Regions from separate parts of the Homo sapiens genome. Here region 2 is linked to region 1. The links are chromatin contacts, found by Hi-C in ENCODE. All regions are on one chromosome and are shown on one strand. Each heading gives the region's core, a stretch centred on a gene start or an enhancer-like site at or near the end of the contact. The rest is flanking DNA. Distances are from core to core; before and after follow the strand shown.

Evidence for each region. Hi-C counts contacts between places; a loop is a spot of excess contacts on that map. Pooled maps may share reads with other maps.
Region 2: a map of endothelial cell of umbilical vein shows a loop between it and region 1 (19-fold over the local background). The contact joins two enhancer-like sites. A Hi-C loop is called at or near these places in 2 of 168 maps with a recorded cell type or tissue (chondrocyte and endothelial cell of umbilical vein) and 2 of 50 pooled maps.

Annotation. Positions count from the first base shown.
Region 1 is chr7:40,230,474-40,237,795 of GRCh38, reverse strand. SUGCT (succinyl-CoA:glutarate-CoA transferase) reads right to left here. Exons shown (of 14, transcript NM_001193313.2): 7 at 70-161. Among named protein-coding and RNA genes, the nearest start is that of SUGCT, 99 kb to the right of the region's middle. Within about 2 kb of position 3,600, at least 5 of the 41 ENCODE cell types and tissues checked have a DNase peak (open chromatin) inside an H3K27ac peak, as active enhancers do.
Region 2 is chr7:41,184,563-41,191,884 of GRCh38, reverse strand. No RefSeq gene overlaps it. Among named protein-coding and RNA genes, the nearest start is that of LINC01449, 87 kb to the right of the region's middle. Within about 2 kb of position 2,949, at least 6 of the 41 ENCODE cell types and tissues checked have a DNase peak (open chromatin) inside an H3K27ac peak, as active enhancers do.

The sequences.
Region 1 (7,322 bases), core at 2,351-4,850:
GTGCAGAGTAAAATCCTTTTGGAATATGTAAGGGAAGAAATTATGAATATTCTAAGGAAGGATACCTACCTCAGGCCCTGTGATGTGCATCAGACCAGAAACAGCCGAGGCAACAGCATCATAACCAGCTCGCTGAGAAATTGGACCTGTCTGACCATACCCTAAAACAACAAAAATAAACATATTCAGCACCACACAGGGTGTGCTAAAACCACTGTACAATATAGTGTGTTAGAAACATTTGTATCCAGAAATCCTGCAGCATTTCGAGACTATTAGATCTATACCATTCCTTGAAGAAGGCAGTAAGAATTCATTATAGTGCTCGACCCCGGCTACTCATTTTTTTTTGAGATGGAGTCTCGTTCCCGTCGAGCAGGGTGGAGTGTAGTGGTTCGATCTCGGCTCACTGCAACCTCCACCTCCCAGGTTCAAGTGATTCTCCTTCCTCAGCCTCCCGAGTAGCTAGGATAACAGGCGTGCACCATCACACCCAGCTAATTTTTGTATTTTCAGTAAAGACAAGGTTTCGCCATGTTGGCCAGGCTGGTCTCAAACTCCTGATGTGAAGTGATCCACCTGCCTCAGCCTCCCAAAATGCTAGGATTACAGGCATGAGCCACCGCGCCTGGCCTACCCTGGCTATTCTTAAAAAAAAACTCAGGCCGGGTGCGGTGGCTCACGCCTGTAATCCTAGCACTTTGGGAGGCTGAGGTGGGCGGATCACTTGAGGTCACGAGTTCAAGACAAGCCTGGCCAACATGGTGAAACCCCATCTCTACTAAAAATACAAAAATTAGCCAGGTGTGGTGGTGCATGCCTATAATCCCAGCCACTGGGAAGGCTGAGGCACAAGAATCACTTGAACCAGGAGGTGGAGGTTGCATTGAGCTGAGATTGCACCACTGCACTCCAGCCTGGACAATGCAGGGAGACTCCCTTTAAAACAAAAAAAAAGGAAATAATTCAAAACCAGGCCCACATTCTCACATGCAATAATCAATTAGAGTCGAGTATTGCCTCTCCCCTCTACATAGGGCATAAATCCTCTGATTTGCCACAGGGTCCACCACTCTACTTCCATATGCCTCAGCCGGGTTTCAAGTACTTCCCTGACTCCAACAGGTATTTGCTACCCTTGCTTTGTACACAGTAATATACAAAGTTAAGCTAATATACAAAGTTAAGCAGAACAATATCTCCCTGAGTTCTATTTATGTATTTTCTCAAGTAAACAAAGAAAACCTAAATGATTTTAAGATTTGGACATAAATAAACAATAACATCAACTAAGTGATTTTTAAGATTACAAAGAGAAGGTAGAGAAGGTGTCAAATTTTTTTTTTTTTTTTTGCCATCAGAAAGAATCAACAGAACACAGGAAAGATTTTCTTCTACTCCCCTCAGTCCTGATGCTTATTGCTACATCATAAAAGTTGTATCAGGCCAGGCGTGGTGGCTCACGCCTATAATCCCAGGACTTTGGGAGGCGGGAGGATCACCTGCGGTCAAGAGTTCAAGACCAGCCTGGCCAACACAGTGAAACCCCGTCTCTACTAAAAACACAAAAATTAGCTGGGTGTGGTGGTAGGCGCCTGTAATCCCAGCTACTGGGGAGGCTGAGGCAGGAGAACTGCTTGAACCCGGGAGGCAGAGGTTACAGTGAGCCGAGATTGCACCACCGCACTGCAGCCTGGGCAACAGAGAAAGACTCTGCCTCAAAAAATAATAACAAAAATAAAAATAAATAAAGGTTGTATCAGAAGCTACATAAATTTGTCTCCAAATCCTTCATATCAAGCAGAGTGACCCAATGAAGAGCTTTCCATACACATCAGCTACTTGCTGATATTCCCTGCATATGCTGCTTTAGGAAGGCCATGAAAGGGTTGCCTGCAAGCCTTGTTTCTCCAGCCACCTGGAAGACTCTCCCTCAACCTTTTGTAAAAGAGCACCCTCATTATATATGTTGCCACAGCACTTATCACAATAGAAACACAATACCATTATTTGTTAGATTTATTTTGTCTCCTCCCTACTAAAGTGTATACTCCAGAATGTTTTTCTGTTTGGTTCACTGCTGTATCCCCAGCCTCTAGAACAGTGTTCAATAACATTTATTGAAGGAATGAATGAGTGCAAAAATATTTTATATAAAAATAATTTTTTGGCTGGATGCGGTGGCTCACGCCTATAATCCCAGCACTTTGAGAGATCAATGCAGGCAGATCACTTGAGGTCAGGAGTTTGAAACCAGCCTGGCCAACATGGTGAAACCCCGTCTCTACTGAAATTACAAAAATTAGCCAGGCGTGGTGGTGCATGCCCGTAGTCCAGCTACTTGGGAGGCTAAGACAGGAGAATCGCTTGAACCCAGGAGGTGGAGGTTGCAGTGAGCCAAGTTCATGCCACTGCACTCCAGCCTGGGCAATAGAGTGAGAGTCTGTCTCAAAAAATAAAAATAACAAAAATTTTTTTCAAAAACAATCTATAAAAAGTAAATAAATAAAACCACAAAAGTGAGTGATAATCACCAATTAATCTACCCAGATGCATTCGCCACCAGAAATGATCTTTGTCACAAATAAGAGTATGTAAAACAAACTCCACAGATAAAATTATCACTTAATATGAAGGAATTAAAATAATTCAAGATTATAATTATTGATGATTAAAAAAAGGTGTTAAAACATGTCTCTGCTTATGTTTTATCTTGGAAAATTTCAAATAAAAATAGATAGAATATATAATAAACCCATCGGTCAACTTCAATAATTATTCATGGTCAATTTTATTTCCACTATGCCTATCTTTCAATTAGAACTGTTACATGAAGAAAAAATAAAACCATTATCTTTTTCTTTTTTTTTTCTTTTTTCTTTTTTTTGAAACTGGGTCTCACTCTGTCACCCAGACCGGAGCGCAGTGGCACCGTCGGGGCTCACCGCAACCTCGACTGACTGTGTTCCAGCAATTCTCCCCCCTCAGCCTCCCCAGTAGCTGGGACTACAGGCACACACCACTACACCCAGCTAATTTTTGCATTTTGGGTAGGGATGGGATTTCACTATGTTGCCCAGGCTGGTTTTGAACTTCTGAGCTCAAGTGATCCACCAGCCTCAGTCTCCCGAAGTGCTGAGATTGGGCATGAGCTACCACGCCCGGCCACATAAAACCATACTGAAAAACCCAAACGTCTTGATTCAGGTAAATTACAGTTTTATCTCCCAATATCAATAACAAAATGTATAAATTCTTAACTATTACTTTCTCAGTCTTTAGAAGAACAAAAATGGGATATGAAGCAAATAAAGAGAAATAAACTATAAGCCAACATTCTCTGTGCAGAAATAACGCCAAGTTTTAGAGAATGAGTTCCAGGGCAGGTAGTGTGCTGCTGTAGAGGGCACCCTGGCCCGGGATTCCAGCCTTCAAAGCAATGGTTTTCAAACCACTGGTAGTCCCCAGCACAAAACAAGTCTCCAGGAACAGAAAGAAGCTGCCACCATCGGCAGGAAGGCCTGTGCACTGTGAACCACCTGTTATCTCAGCAGGAAGTCAACAAAAGAAATTAAGTTTCAGTTAACTCTAGGTTCGGAAAATCAGGTGCTTCTGGCCAGGAGCCCAAATCCCTCAAATGGGACAAACCCAGGTCCCTCACCATCAGTGCAACTCTAAAAGGACTCTTCTAAATAAAGGCCTGCAGGAAAAATTCTCTTTTTGTTCAGCTTAGAACAAGGGAGAGACACAAATATCCTAATTACTTTAAATTACAACTTCTAAGTATTTCTATTAAAGAGAAAAGGAATAGTTGCTCTCATTGGAAGCAGTAAAGTATAGGGAAAAAGGGGAGTTTTAGGATTAAAAAAAATCTGGATTCAAATTATAGTTCTGCCAACTATTAAATCTTTGACAATTCATTCAATCTTCCTAAGCCTCAATGTCTTCATCTGTAAAATGGCAATATTCACATTTATCTCATAGATTTCTTATGAGGATTTAATTTGATTAGATAACACAAGCAAAATGAATTTTATATCAAGAGCTAAATATACATAATTACTAAAGATGCATTAATCAATGTATAAATAATATATTAGCTTACCTTTTCTACAAAATGTTGAGAATAACAAAAAGAAAACTACCCTGAGGTATGTCAAATGATGACAATAGACATCTAAGCATTTAAATTATGTTGTTTAATAAACCATAAAAATTAAGATATTTTGTACGTGGAATCTTGCACTTGTTCATAATAGCGAAGAAGCTGACAATAATAATAATAAACGTGGCTCTCGCCTGTAATCCCAGCACTTTGGGAGGCCGGGGTGGGTGGATCACTAGGTCAGGAGCTCAAGACAAGCCTGTCCAACATGGTGTAACCCTGTCTCTACTAAAGATACAAAAAATTAGCCAGGCATGGTGGCGCATGCCTGTAATCCCAGCTACTTGGGAGGCTGAGGCAGGAGAATTGCTTGAACCCGGGAGGCAGAGCTTGCAGTGAGCTGAGATCGTGCCATTGCACTCCAGCCTGGGCGACAGGGCAAGACTCCATCTCAAAAATAATAATAATAATAATAATAAACATATATATTCCATAATAGGAGTCAAAAATTATTCCACATTTTCACCTTATACTTGTAACTATTTAAATACTGACTACCAGTACTATGAATAAATTTTATGAGAATAAATAAATAAAATTTTAAAGCAGAGAATGAACATCAAAATGGTATTTTACTAAGATTACTCTGTTGGTGATGTGCAGAATGAAATTATTCATTAATAATTTAATGAAGAGGTAGAAAAAATGTTAAGCCTGGGATCCAGATAGTTCCTTTAAATTTTATTTTTAGCTTTACAATTCCAAAAACAACTATGATTAAAATCTAAATTAAAGAGGAAAAATGTATGCATATCGATTCTACTTTATATTCAAGTAAAGAGCTAAGAAAAATCAGGGAAGTTATGGAAAATCAGAGAGGAATACCCAACACACATTTTCTTTCTCTTTCTCCCTCTCTTCCACTTGGTAATTCACATTCATTTTAAGGAGCAACCTCGCCATCTTGTGGCATTTATGGACACTGAAAGCAAAACGTGAATTTCTAGACGTTGGTAAAAACGTACAGGGAGGAAGCTAAGGGGAAAAGATTTATTATCTCTTAATATTTTCCCTGAGTGCCATATGATCTGGCCTGCCTACCCCATTTTTCTTCTTAATTATGTCTGACTTTGTGTTTTCCCTCTCTCCCATCAGTGCTCAACACACTGTCTTGTTAATGGTTATACTTTTGGAGGTCACAGGTCCCTTTGACAAACTGGTAAGAAGCTATGAACTCTCCTCAGAAGAAAGTAATTGAATACATGCTCATACTCTTAGAACCCCACTCATTAACCCCTGTTGCCCTGGGTTAAGAGTCAGGTTAACGACCTTCAGTAGGTCATCACTGCTCTAGGCCTGGAGAACCTCAATTATCAAAACAACTCTCCCGACAGGGATCTGTTCAAGGACAGCTTTGAGGCTTCCAAGCAACCAAGAGACTCAGGATGAGGCTTTCACTTGATAATAAAAGGAAAAAAGAGAACAAAATAAAGTATCTCTCATCTAGACTATTCCATTAGCCACCTGTTTCTGCTCTCCCTACCTCATTTTTGACTCTTGTGATCACAGTGATTGACTGATTGATTGATTGAGACAGGATCTTGTTCTATTACCCAGGCTGGAGGGTAGTGGTGTGATCTTAGCTCACTGAAGCCTCAAACTCCTGGGTTGAAGCAATCCACCTGCCTCAGCCTCCCAAGTAACTGTGACCACAGGCATGCACCACCACATCCAGCTAATTTTTAAAATTGTTTGTAGAGATGTGGTGTTGCTTTGTTGTCCAGACTAGTCTTCAACTCCTGGGCTCAAGCAATCCTCCCACCTCAGCTTCCCAAAGTAATAGGATTACAGGCATAAGCCACCACGCTCAACCATACAGTGACCTTTTGAAAAGGTAAATCAGTACACTACTTTCCTGCCTAAAGCTTTTTAAGGGCTTTCCAAGTCACTTAAAATAAACCTCCACTCTTTATCCTGGCTTAGAGGGCCCCACATGGCTTGGTTACTACCTACTCTTTGGCCTCAGCTCGTCTGTTTTCCCAATGCCCTATCTTGGGCCCTGATATTGTTTTTAGTGTTCTCCACAGCTTATTCCCAAGGTGGGGCCTTTGCACAACCTAGGATGTATTTCTCTCCAATCTTCACATGGCTTGCTACTACATCCTCCTCAGAGAAGCTTTCTCTACCACCCAATCTAACATAGACTCCTAGGAATTCTCTAGCATTTTATGATATTTTCATTCTCTCTAAAGTACTTATCACTAGTGGATACTTTTATATTTTTGATGGATATCTCTCTCCTCTAGAATGTTAGTACCCTGAGGCCTGTGACCAAGGTGACTGTTCTCTGCAATATCTTTAGCACCTAGAATTACGTCTACCAGTAACTTAGCAAAAGCATGTTTAATAAATGAGTGAATGTGAATATATAAGTCTGGGAATAAAAACAACACTTGTTACAACCGGCTATAGGACAGAGATAAACCTCTGCTCCCTCCAGTGATGTCTGAAATAACCTATTGAGGGTAGAGGACTCCTGGCAACTGAGTTTCTGAGGTTCAACTGTTGGCATTCCCCAACAGTCCATATTTGGTCCTCTCTCTTCTCATTCTCATCTCTCTAATGAATCTCATCCCTTCTAAACAAGATACTGGAAATTCCCGTATCTAGAATAACAATGACAACATTTATCAAGTTATTGTGTATTAGACACTCTGTTAGACTTTTGTCAATTATTTGTTTAATTCATATAACAACTCTATGAATTATCCCCTTTTTACAACTATAACTGAGACATGGAAAGGTTAACTAACCTACTCAAGGTCACACAAATAGGAAGTAACAGAGCTTAGATTTGAACCCAAGTCTGGGTCCTTAAATAAAAAGATGTTTATATATATTTATGCATGTATGGACATCTCCACCAGAAAGTCCAAGGGAATGCAAGCTGACAACCCCTAAGAAGAAGTTATCCCACTTAAGTCACATTCATATGCCACCAACCCAGACTGCTCCTTCTACATTCACTAATTCAAACTGAAGGAAACCTAAGGGCCATCCTGGACTCTATTCTTTTACTTCCTGCCTATATCCAATAGATCACTAATTCCTAATTATTTGACCTGCCAAGTAATTCCCAAATCCATCCAGCCTCTCATGTCCTGCGATAGCCTGCTTACCACTTCCCCTGTCTCAGTTTATTCTTCATGTGGCTACA
Region 2 (7,322 bases), core at 1,700-4,199, 950 kb before region 1:
ATACAGTACATTTCTTAACATGGAGTGAACTCTTTCACTAAACTTACTTTTCTACTCTTAATTTACCAAATAGCTCCTAGGTATGAGGCACAGGATATGTAGGTCTTAAGTGTTTTTTTTATTCTACAAAATACAATGTGATAAGTTCTATAAAGGAGGGGTAGTTAATTTGATTAAATAAAAGGTGCTTTATCTAGGGGAATTGAGAAAGACTGAATTGAATAAATGAGACACAAGTTTACTCTAAAAGAAGGAAGAGTTTGCCAGCCTGGCAAGAGGGATAAAAATATTCCAGGCATCTACAGAAAACACTCCAAAGCAATATATTTTAAATTATAACACAGAGGTAGCTCTTGATCTTCACTGCCATGGGAATAATAAACCTTCCACTACACAAATTAGTATGTACTTTTAAGCATTTTTAAAAAATGAAATCAGAAATTATTTCAGAACAGCCCTGTCTTATAAGAGAACTGCCCACAGTTCTCTCTGCTTTCTTCCTTTTGGCTCAGCTGTCAAGAGCTCTCTGGAAACATAATCCTTGTTTTTCATGGAAATCTGTATTATAGTTCCCAAGATTTGGATAATCTAGTTTCAGAAGGTAGGGACCTCTTTTGGAATGATAATGTAGTGTTCTACCCCCAGTACCTACAACAGTACTAATTTTACCGAGGACCCTGCCCTCATGATGTCACTTAAACCTGATAACTTACCAAAGGCCCCATCTCCAAATACCATTGTCCTGGGGTTAGGGCTTCAATATGTGAGTTTTGAAGGGACATAATTCAATTCATAGCAGTTGGCATAGGACAGTGCTAGGCATATTACAAGTTCTTAATATATGCTTAGTGAATAAATAAATACATAAACAGAAAATGTCCAGAGATCTCTGTGTCCATTTGAAGTTGCTACGTCAACAACTGGACCCAGGAATAAAGGGTGTGCTCTAGCATCAGTGTAAGTATGGTCCCTTCGAGCCAAGAGGCAGAGAGCTCAGGAGCTGCTGAGAAGTCACAGTCACAAGGGAAGGAGACAGGAAAGGGAAGTCACATCAGGAAGGCTGAAGCCATAGCAAAGCCAGAGAGCTGGATCCCACTTCAGGGCCTACCATAGTGAAGCACTGGCTCTTCCTTCCTCTTTTCTTGGAAGCAGGGCCAGCTACATGATTGCAGGACTCAAGGCAAAATGAAAATGCAGGACTCTTGCTCAAAAAAAGAAAAAACAAAAACAAAAACAGAAAATATGCCATTAAAGATACTAAATATGAAGCCTTTTCCTTTTTTCCATGATCTCTCTTGACTTGCCATGTTGTTATTTATTTGCTATTTAATGTAGTTCTAAAGTAAAGAAAAATTAAAAGTTTTAATTATGAGCATGAATTGTACCATTGTTCAGTGCAAGTTTTAGAGGCAAATATAAGAACATGTAACTCTTCTGCCGAATCACCAAAATTACACAATTCATAAATTCACGTTCTGTACCTTGTATGCGCATATGTATTTCATTCTCACCAGAACAGTGTGAACGCCACACAACACTAACTCAACTCTTTTTTATTTCTTTATATTTGCACATTTTACCGATGCTTTCTACATTTGGCTTGTTGATGTGCTTTCTAAAAACAGAAAGAAAAAAGATCTGTAGGTTTCCCTATTTTTCCCTTTCCTTCAATGTCATCGTTTTCCATGTAATTGGTTGGTTATTACAAGGAAGTGACAGGAGTGAGAAAGGATACTTTAAGATCCCTTGGTTGTTTGTGTTTCTTAGAATGCTGTTGCCTTCTTTCTTGTTTGAACAGGAAGCATGACCACTTAGTCATAAACATGACACATTTCCCTTGTACTCGCCATGAGCCTCACTGAACTCCCACACATTGTGGGTCCACTGGAATTCTGTGTTCATGGGGCAACCAAATGCTCTAGGCAAATGGGGTGATATGGAACTTGCCTGCATGCTCCATTGTCCCCTTGGACTTTGCTTCCAAGACAGCTCAAGGTTGACAACAGGGCAGGGTGAGAAGGGCATGCAAAAGATGGTGGTGTGGGGTGGGCAGGGAAAGAAGGCCCAAGACTAAGCCAGTTGTTTGAAATTCTCTATATTCTTTCTTCATTTTGTCCATTTTTTTCTGTTTTTTTCATTTTTCAATGGAGATGGAAAGCACCCAGTTCTGCTTTCCCCCAGAATCACCCTGTTTGTAAGCAGCCTGGAATGGTCACTAGAAGCTGCTACCTTTTGCCTGTTTTCTAGCTAAGATCAGTAAGGAGAGGTGGTCTCAAGGCTGATAGAGATGGCCACTGAGGGAGCTGGCTGCTACCTGTGGTCTTATACACAAGACTTTTGCCCTCCATAGAACCACACATCTTCACTTAATGTTTTAAACTTTTTTTTTCAGGTCACATGAATTTAGGCATTAAATAAATTATTAGACTAGCAAACATCAGAACCTTTTTTTTTCTAAGAACGACAATAGAAAAGGCTCTTGTAGTTAACACTCTTAAATACAGAGGTATTTTAAATTAAAGATTTTTTTTAAAAAAGAACAGCCTTGTCTTATAAATAATAATGATTGATAATTATTCCTCAACGAAACTAAAGAAATGGTGTGTCTTCTATGCATAAAAAAACTAGTCTACTTGCACAAATATCATTAGACAAGAAATAATTTTATTATTTAAACATTATATTAAGAAAATCTTTTTAAAAAATTTTCACTATACGTTACATCACATAAAAATGTAAGGTAGCATGTGTGAACTGTTTAAAGAGCTTGTTAAAGATTCTTATAATAAGAAAGGCTGGGAAAAGTAGAGTCATATCTTATCAAAACAATCTAAGAATCTTAAGAATGCTGCTTTTCTAGTAATACATAAATATACACGAACATGAGCAAGAATCCAAGTAAAGAAACAGTTCTTATTCATAGGATTGACAGTTTTATTATTACACCAGCCTGAAATAACATATAATGGTGTGTGAGTGTGCACTGGAGTTTCTAAAAGCAGCTTTTCAGATAGGCTTAATGTGAGAAGGGTTCAACTTTCTTCTTTGAATTCTGGAGGATGGGGTCTCCTGGGGATAAAGGGGAAAAGGGGAGATAAACTTTTAATGCAATCTCTATTCTTGCCACGATTTATTTTATTTATTTGTTCAGCAATATTTATTGTGCAGTCACCACATGCCAGGCTCTGTAGATACAATGGGGACCTTGACAAATACACTCTTTGCCTTTCGGAAGCTCAGAGCACAGTCAAGAAACAGAGTATTAGCAGAGAACATTACTGGGAAACAAGGGATTTTGCAACTCTTGGTAGGGGAACCTAACACGACCACAGTGGGGAGCAGAAAAGAGCTTTAAAACTAAGAGCCCAGGGGTGTGTAAGGCATAGCCAGGTCAAGAATGGAGGAATGAAGAATGCTGAATCAGAGGGAATCCTGAGAAATTCCTTCTGGAACCTGGCTTCCTTAACTCTTATTAACCACGTGCTAAGACTCCTTTTATATGGTTGTGGGATGATTGGCTGCAATAGCACAAATTTATGGAACTAAAAAAACAAGTGTTTGGTGTAATACTGTAAGTGTTGGTTTGAATTTTGGATGCGTATGATTAATGAATGAGGCTGAATGAGACATGTAAGCCAGCTGGGCACACCTTGGTGGGGACCAATAGGAATGACAGCTACGCCTGATGGGGGCAGGAAGGGAAGCGCAGAGTTTCTTCTTTCGGCCACGCCTTCTGACTCCAGTGAATGCCTCCTTAAGGGGTGAGGAAGCTGTCAAGAAAATAAGCATATTGGCTGGCTCGGTGGCTCAAGCCTGTAATCCCAGCACTTTGGGAGGCCGAGGTGGGCGGATCACGAGGTCAGGAGATCGAGACCACCCTGGCTAACACAGCGAAACCCCGTCTCTACTAAAAATACAAAAAAATAGCCGGGCGTGGTGGCGGGCGCCTGTAGTCCCAGCTACTCAGGAGGCTGAGGCAGGAGAATGGCGTCAACCCGGGAGGCGGAGCTTGCAGTGAACTGAGATCAGACCACTGCACTCCAGCCTGGGCGACAGAGCGAGACTCTGTCTCATTAAAAAAAAAAAAAGAAAGAAAGAAAAAGAAAGTATTCATATTTATTTGGGTTAAGCCTAAACGTGTGTTTCTTGGTATTTCTTGGCGTTACAGCTAAAATAACCTAAAACACATCTGTATTGAGGTCTGTGACCCAAGTGCCAATCTGTAGCTGTCACAATAGTGTGTTCCAGGTAGGGGTAATAGCATGTGGAAAGGCCCAGAGGCGAAGGGGAGCCAACATCTTCAAGTGACAGGAAATACTTAAATAAGGGTGGGGCCCAGTGTAAGGGAGGAAGGTGAAGGGTGAGTCAGAGAGGAAAGCCAGCAAGATTTTGAGTATGGTGAGATTTTTCAACGCCGGACACGGAAAACCAGTTCATAGTTTAGACAGGGAAATGACTTGATCAGAGTTGCATTTTCAAAAGAATACTTTGGCTGCATTATGGAGGATGGACTTGAGTGAGGACAGCCTGGGAGGAAGAAGAGTTATCAAGGACAGAGATGAGAGTGGCCTAGAGTTGGAGACTGGCAGTAGGCATGGGGAGACTGTGGGATGATGAACTTAGGTGATTTACTGCGTGTGTGTGTGTGTGTGTGTATGTGTGTGTGTGTTGAAATAAAACGAAGCAAGGTTGACTCCCATATTTTCTGTTGTGAGGAGTAGGTGAATGGCTAGCATAGTCACAAAGACAAGGAATAACAAAAGAGGAGTTCATGCGTGCAGGGTTATTCCAAAGATGGCCACAACCTGGTATGTCCACTAATGTTGAAATGGAACCGAGTGTTGCCAGAATAATGATCATAGCTGTTTGAGGGGAGTGAAAATAAAACCATTTGTTAAAGAGAATAACACTGAGATAATTTTATAGCAAGAAGTGACTTTGACCCTGACTTTAGTCCTTTGCTTGTTAGCATCCATTTCCAATCCCTCTCACTACAATCATTTCCTTCTTTTCTGAGCTATAGGTGTGAGTCAAACCACTCTGAAACATAGCAGCACCTTTGAAAGAAGATGGCTGCTTCTTCCTCCGTCATAAAGCAGAGTGAACCACATGACAACTGTCTGTTCAAACAGATCTAAGAAAATAAATAAGGCTCAACCAAAAGTCACTGTAACCCATTTTATTAGTATTCTTTCTTTTTCCATACCCAACTTAAGCCTCATGTCCTGAGAAAGGATGACTTGTGCATACACCCTCTCTATCAAAAAGTATTTTTAAAGCCACTAGCAAGAAAGTGTTGTCATAACACCACTGCTAATAATAATGACAATAATTTTATCTGTCTTTATATACTGTCTATTATGTGTCAGTTATTTCATAAACGTTATTTCTGGTCCTCACATAAACCCTACAGGTTTAGCATCTCCATTTGCCAGATGTGTGAATGAGATCAAAGCTAACTGGGTCACAAAGGGAACACAGACCTTCACTTTGGTCCCCTTATCAGGGTCTAACCAATTGGCCTTTGCTTATACGACAGTAAGAGTGTGTTTTGGAATAAAATCATTTGCAGTAAATAGATGTGGGCAGTACTTTGGGTTCTGTCTTAATCTTTCCTTCTAGCCTAGGAGTTTCTATATAAAAGGCTCATTATTGTTTGGCTATAGATATATATCAATTTGTTTTTTGCACTGATGCATATGTATAATGACCTAGCAATACAAATAACCACACGGTAAATATTCATGCTATTCTGTTGATGAATTGGATTCCATTGTGTGGCTATGTCACAATTTCCTGGTCAGTGGGCAGCTTTCTTGCATGCTGTGATTTATAACCTAGGTCTTTTCATGTTGTAACATCACCAGGGCCTGATATCTATCATCCGGTCGGCAAACACTTCATAATCACCATGGCCCTGGCAATACTCATGTGGCCTCATGTAGATGCAAGATTTTTAAAAGGTAGCTGGTTGGACAGCTGTTTCCCAGTAATAACTCTATCCTATGGAAAGAGGAGGTTGGCAGTAGTTGGACACTTAGATGTCACCATCGTGGATGTTTAATCCATCAGTCTTTTCCTTTATGGTTTTCAACTTTACGGTTTTGTTAAAGAATTCTCTCCTCAGGGATTAAAGAAACATTCACCAATATTTTTTGGCCATTTTGATATTATTTTTCTAAACCAGGTAGTCAAACTTTAACATCATTAACATAAATAATATATTTGTCCGAAGTAATTTGAAAGGACACTCGAATCAAATACTGAAATAATACCGACACACACACACACACACACACACACACACACACATACTTTTTCTGAACTTTATTGTATACTATGATTCTTTTGTACTGGGCCCATATCAACACTAGAATATTTTAATTATAAACGTTCTGCCATTTAAAAAAATTATTCTGTGCTCTCCCTCCAAAATCAGTCTTAATTTTTTTCGAAATATTTCCCGGCTACAGTCTCACTTATTCTTATACATAAATATCTCTCTAAATCTCTTCCTCAACTCTAAAATAATCAATGTTTGAGTTTAGCTAATATAGATAGATAGATAGATGGATAGAGGTAGATAGATAGATAGATAGATAGATAGATAGATAGATAGATAGATACATGCATACATACATACATACATACATACATACATACATACATAGGGACAGATAGATAAACAGGCTGATAGATTTGAGGGAGAACTGATATTTTTCACTGTTAATTTTCCCATTTAGGAGCACTGTGTTCGTTTACTCAGATTTTCTTTTGTGTCACTCAGTTTTATGTTCCCAATGTTGGGAACTTGGTGAACATTAAGTATTTACTGAAAAGAGGACATTACCATATTGTGTATACTTCTCATTATATTCCTAGATATTTTGTTTTATACTTTGATTGCCTAATAAAAATATCTTTTTTTTGTATTACAGTTTTCAACTGGCTATTCCTGGTGTATAAGAAAGCTAATTACTAATTTTGGAGCATTTGGCTTGTAATCACTTAGCAGAAATGCATTACTTTGTAAAGTCATGACTGAGGCTGCGTTTCTGTTACTTTCATGCGTGCATGAGAGTTTCAGGTGCCGAATTCTAGGTTCAGAATATTTCTTTTCACAGAAAACTGCAAGCATGACTCCTACTATCTAAGGGCATTTATTGTAGCTGAGATGTCTAATTCTAACCTCACATTTTCCTCCTTTTGTTGAGTAGCTTTTTTCCTTGTTGTATACTTACAGACTTTTTTACACTATCATAAATTAAAATGCTTCACCCAAATGTGTTTATGTCCAATCCCCTTCATTGTTTTTCTTCTGG